Linked DNA regions of Homo sapiens: region 1 is linked to region 2. Evidence: chromatin loops called from intact Hi-C (ENCODE). Cell type or tissue: mammary epithelial cell. All regions are shown on one strand. Each heading gives the region's core, and the rest is flanking DNA. Links, peaks and the distances in the headings are about the cores only.

The links. A loop is a pair of places that touch in the nucleus more often than their neighbours do. Peaks named below come from ENCODE experiments on the same cell type or tissue, not always from the same donor. Only the 100,000 strongest peaks of a DNase experiment are listed, where the experiment ranks them.
Region 1: a loop joins it to region 2, with 11 times the contacts of the local background. A loop is called at or near these places in 4 of 110 quality-filtered maps.

Annotation. Positions count from the first base shown.
Region 1 is chr3:39,125,009-39,127,928 of GRCh38, reverse strand. TTC21A (tetratricopeptide repeat domain 21A) reads right to left here. Exons shown (of 29, transcript NM_001366900.1): 10 at 2,769-2,866; 11 at 2,397-2,597; 12 at 1,539-1,668. Among named protein-coding and RNA genes, the nearest start is that of MIR6822, 12 kb to the left of the region's middle. RefSeq lists a silencer at 2,411-2,586. In mammary epithelial cell, for the core only: CTCF peaks have their summits at 1,180 (motif pointing left) and 2,533; no DNase peak of the experiment used is centred there.
Region 2 is chr3:39,259,494-39,262,413 of GRCh38, reverse strand. No RefSeq gene overlaps it. Among named protein-coding and RNA genes, the nearest start is that of CX3CR1, 19 kb to the left of the region's middle. In mammary epithelial cell, for the core only: a CTCF peak has its summit at 1,241; a DNase peak (open chromatin) is centred at 1,303; H3K27ac peaks cover 609 bases.

The DNA of each region.
Region 1 (2,920 bases), core at 211-2,710, 130 kb after region 2:
TTGCAAAACACTTTAGAAAGTCTGATTTATTACTTGCCCAGCCCTGCAAGGTTGGTGCTATTGTTCTTGTCTTTTCAGATGTGGTACCTGGGGCTCCAGTGATATAAGCCACTCGGCTTGGAAGGGGCGAAGTTGGCATTTACGTCCAGGCCTATTGGGTTCCTGAGCTTCAGCTCTGAACCCCCTGGGGCTTGAGGGCTGCGGGGCCTCCCTGCAGACAGGCTGGCACTTTCAGGGTGGTAGCAGCAGCCTAGGGGTTGGGTGTGATGAGTTGGTAGGGGCACTCTCTTCCCTCGCAGTCAGGTCTCTCAACAACTCCTACTTGGGATCCATAACCTGGTGGGTAGGGAGCACCTGTTTCTGGGTCCCAAGCTCCCTGCTCCTTCTTATGTGCTGTGGAAATGTGAAGAGGTCACCATGGCAACCTACACAGCTGGAGACTGCTTTGGGCCCAAATCTGCTGGCAGATGCCGGCACCCAGGGGAAGTTCTCTCACCCTGGCCTTGTATCCAGGATACCTTGAAGCTGTGGGGAAACCTGGCACCCAAATGAACATAGGGAGGACTAAGGATGAAGACAGGAAAGCTCTCAGCAGGAGTGCAACCCACACGATGCAATGCCAGAAGACAGACAAATGGCCACAGTATTCTGATCCCTTTGGACACCCCCAGAACACCACAGATCAGCCTGGTTTCCAGGCAGGCAGGATTGGGTGAGAGGCCACAGGGAGACAGTACTTCAGGGGAGGACTCTGCATCAGATAGGACAATAGAGCACCCATGGAAGAGTTTCCCTCTCCTTCCCTTTCTCTCCAGGGTCTGGGCCTTGAGAAGGGAGAAGGTGAAAGGGCCCCTGGAGGCTCTGAAGGCCTCATGGTACAGGGTTCTCACTTCTCCACAAGTTCTTTCTGGATACCTTTTCAAAACCGCAACCCTGCCACCCCTGCATCACTTCCCTGTTTCAGCTTCTTCCATAGCATTACCATGTTCTAGCAAAAAAATACGATGTGCTCCCTCGTGGAGCTTGTATTCAGTTGTCAATTTCCCCTTACTAGATGCAAGCTCCATGAGGGAATTTTTGCCTATTTTTGGTACTACTGTATCTCAGAAGAAGTTCAATAACTATTACCAGCACAGATCAAATGAGTAAATCCACAAAGGCCTAGGTGGGAGAGACCCCTGCTGGTGAGAGGTCAGGAAGCTTACTAGGGAATGGAGGCTGGGAGTGGGCAGGCCTGTAGGATCATGTGCCTGTGTGTGTGTGCACGTGTGTGCATACGTGTGTGTGTGTGTGTGTGTGTGTAGTACACCAGGCAAGGAGCATGCATGTGTGTGTGTGTGTGTGTAGTACCCCAGGCAAGGAGCATGCATGTGTGTGTGTGTGTGCGTAGTACCCCAGGCAAGGAGAGTGTGTGTGTGTGTGTGTGTGTGTGTGTGTGTGTGTGTGTGTGTGTAGTATCCTAGGCAAGGAGCCTGCAGACACAAAGCTACATCAGGTGTTTGCAAGGCCCCACCCGGCTGTCAGGATCCCCCGCTCACCTGAGTAATACCTGACCTGAGCCATCAAATACAGGGGGTCGATCAGAGCTGGTGCTGCTTTGACTACAGGATTCAAGATCACGGCGACTTGTTTAAGAAGTGGAGACACGATCTGGCCTGGTAACCTGGGCTGTGGGAACACGGCGGTGGAGGTGGGAGTAGGTTTGCCCTATTCTAAGAGAGACTCCTGGAGCTCTCAGAAAATGCTCTCAGTGAAGGAATTTTGCTTCATTCCACACTTATTTATTATCCTCTGTATCACCTAGTGCTTAGAGCACGAGCTCCAGGCTATGGAACTTTGTTTTGTTCACTGTTGTGTCCCCAGTACCGAGAATGGTATCTGGCATGTAGTAATGCACTCAATAAATATTTGCTGAATGACTCATTACAAGGCACTGGGGGGATATTAAGGTGTATAAAAATATGATCCTTGGTCACAAAGAATCCTGACTGGCTGGAAGAGCAGGACAAACAAGTAAAGACTAACATACTTCTTAGGGGGCTTCTGCGGAAAAGGAAGCCAAATTCTCATCTCGGATAAAGGCAGGGCCATGGGCCGGTGCCCTGTTCTTCCAAGTGTGGTCCCTAGACAAGCAGCATCCATATCACTTGGGAGCCTGTTAGAGATGCAGGGTTTTAGACCCCCCTGTAGAGTCAGAATCTGTACTGGAACAACCTCCCAGGTGACCTGTGTGCTGTATGTTCAAGTTTGAAGAGCACTGGGCTCCCCAGCTGCCCAAGGCTCACCCCATCCTTACTTGTGACTGGCCAAGTAAGGTCCTTGCCTCTGTCCTTCAGGTGGGCACCATCCAAACCTGTACTCCAGACCCCCACCATGAAGACAGGCCTTCCCCTAACCTGCTTGGGGCAGAAGAGCAAGTACTCCTTAGCAATGCAGACCAGGAAGTACGGGTCCAGCTTTTCAAAGTACTCAGAGCCAAGAGGGATGCCTTGCATGCTGGAGAAGTGAAGCTCCACTGCCTCCTTCAGGAGCGCTGTGGTCTCTTCCTCCCCCTTGTGCTTCCTGGACATCAGGAGGGCTTGGAGGAAAATTAGCACCTGTGGAAGAGAGGACCGAGTCTCAGTGCCAATGTCAGCCTGGGCAGATTTGGTAGGCAAGGGCAAAGTGAAGGTCCAGACCACCTTGCATGCTTTCTATTGGAAAGTGGGGGTGGGAGGACAGCAGAGGACATCATCCTGGAGCAACCCATACCCCCAGGGAGCTCTGACCTCAGACTTCCCAAGGGACTTCTGCACCTCCTTCAGGAATTCCAGCCGGTACTCAGCTTCCTCCAGGTGGCCTTCTAAGATATGACACAAGATGATCCCTGTAAATGGGACAAAACAATGATGAGCAGCTAACACTGAAGCATAGCCAGCAG
Region 2 (2,920 bases), core at 113-2,612:
AGAACTGGCAAAGCAAGCTCGAGTGAATGGTGGTGATTATTTTTATACTTATTATTTTTAATATTAGACTGAGCTTTCCCCAGCAACTAAACACATGCTATCTTGTACTTGCCTTTTGCTTTTCTTAGTAGCAGAATCACAGACTCTTGGGTGGTTGGAGATAACTGGGTCCAAATCCACATTTCGTGGGTAAGAAAATGGAGGCTCAGAGAGGGCCAGCAGGTGCCCCAAGATGCCACAGTGAATTACTGGGAGAGGTAGATCCTTGATTCACAGTCTACCATCTCCTTCCTCATCTTGATAAAAATACAGATCAATCTGACCTCTAAGAGCAGAGAACACAGAAGGAAGGTCTGCAGGCAGATAATGAGGCAGGGAAAAGCAGCCCACAAGATAGCTGAAGAGTTTAACAGAATCAATCTGCACATGGACAGGTGTGTGCTGTGTGGCACAGCCTTTGGCAATTGCCTTTTGGAGACATCTGTATCTGCAATGATAGATGGTGTCAACTGAGACTCATCAGCAAAGGCTGCAGAATTCCCAGAGGCAAATGCTATCAGTGGCTTCCAAGAGGATCTGGGTGGGTGGGTCAAGACTTAGACAGACAGGCCACTGTGGAGGGACAGCCACACCCAGGGGCTGCCCAGTGCTTGGGTAAAATGCTGAATCCCTTCCACATAATTCCACTCACTTCATGCTTATTCTATGGTCATTTAATGACATTCTAAGAGAATGTCTCCTTCCCAGGGACCTTGCCATCAAGAAAGATGGAGCATATAGGCTTTCGGTTACTAAGAAGAGCTATCAACCCTTGTAATCCATTGCACCTAGAGTGTGTACAGGGTCTCATGGTTTTTCCATTCACCTCTCTCTGAGATGCTGTCCCTGAGCATCCAGGGAGAGAGTTCACCCAACAACTACACCTGGGAGCATAAGAGCCTGATTGAGAGGTCCACCTTGGGTAGTACCCGGGCCCAAGATGATGCCCATTTGTGCCTTCAAAATTGGAGCAGTTTGTCCTAACTCAGCAGCTAATTTTTTCTCCACCTGCACCGTACTCACTGGCCCATGGGGACCACTTCAGTTTCAACATGATTTGTAATATTGTTTGCTTAACTTGCTGAGTTGGCAACAAAATTTTGGGCTACTCAAAAGTAGTGTGATCTGAGAGCAAGTGAGAAAAGCGAGTCTTAGCAAATTTAGAAATATCCAGTTTCTCTTCAATATACTCTTCATCCACAGGAGGGCCAAGGGCCAAGTCGTTTTCTGAGGGATGTGTGGCATCGTGCTTCTATTTCCGTTACATTACAGCAGTTGTTAGGCAACAGGGAGTGTTCCTCCAGACACACCCGGGGCAGCGCTGGCAACCGCAAAACATGCTCAGCAGGAAGATTACTCTTTTACTCCATATTTCCTTATTTACTGAGATAGAAACAAAAATAACATTTTAATTTGCATTTCTTTGAATACTAGGTAAGATTGTTCATTTTTCAAGGCGTTTGTTTTAAATTATTTGTACATTTTTCTGATTCTAAAAGAAAGATACTCAGTATAGAAAACATGAAAAATATACAATTTAAAATTAAAAATGTTTAATTACACAATATTCAACCTCCCAGAGATAACTGTGGTTTAACACTGAAGTTATTTTCTGCTATGACCATATTTTAAAAAAAATACATAAGAATAGACATTTTTCAAAAGAAGACACACGAATGGCCAACAGGTAAGTGGAAAAATGTTCAACATTTCTAATTATTAGGAAAATGCAAATTAAAATCACAATGAGATATATCTCAGATTTGTCAGAATGGCTTTTATCAAAAAGACAAAAGATAATAAATGTCAGCAAGAACGTGGCAGAAGGGGAACTGTTGTGAACTGTTGGTAGAAATATGAATTAGTACAACCATTATGGACAACATTTTAGAGGTGTCTCCAAAACTAAAAATAGAATTACTATATGATCCAGCAATACCACTTCTGAGTATTTACCCAAAAGATGTGAAATCTGTTTGTTAAAGAGATGCCTGCACCCCCATGTTCATTGCAGCACTATTCACAATAGCCAAGTTATAGAATCAACCTAAGTGTCCATCAACAGAGGAGTGAATAAGGGAAATATGGCATATATACACAATAGAATACAATTCAGCCTTTAAGAAGAAGGAAACTCTGTTATCTGCGACAACATGGATGGAATTGGAGAACATGATGCTAAGTGAAGTAAGACAGGCACAGAAAGGCAAATACTGCATGTTCTCACTTATGTGTGGAATCTAAAGCAATGAAACTCATAGAAGCAGAGTAGAATGGTGGTTACAGATGGTAGGGGGTGGGGAGAGAGCAGAGAGCTGATGGTCAGAGGGTACAAAATTTCAGCTAGATAGGAGGAATATGTTGCTTTTTTCTTTTTCGGAGTTTTATTACACAGTGTGGTGAATCTAGTTAAGAATAGAGTATTGCACATTTCAAAATTGCTAAGAGAGTAAATTTCAGATGGTCTCACCACAAAATATGTTAAGTATTTGAGATGATGAGTATGTTAATTAGCTTGATTTAATTATTTCACATTGTATTCATAAATCATAACAGTGCTTTTTACCCCATAGTTCTATATAATTATAAATTGTCCATTTACAATTTTAAAAACTGAACAAAACCTAAAAGCACTTGAATTTCATCAATAAGAAAATGGTCCAATAAATTTCAATTTAGCCATACAATAAAATACAGTATAATTTAAAAGAATGAGTCAATTCTATAAATATGACCCTAAAGGGATGTCCATAATATATCCTTAAGTCAAAAAGACAAATTTCAGAGTTAAGCACATTTTTATTTTTAAATATAAACTATATATATATGTTTATATATATAAAATAAGCACATTTTTATTTTTTAAAAATTTGAGATGAGA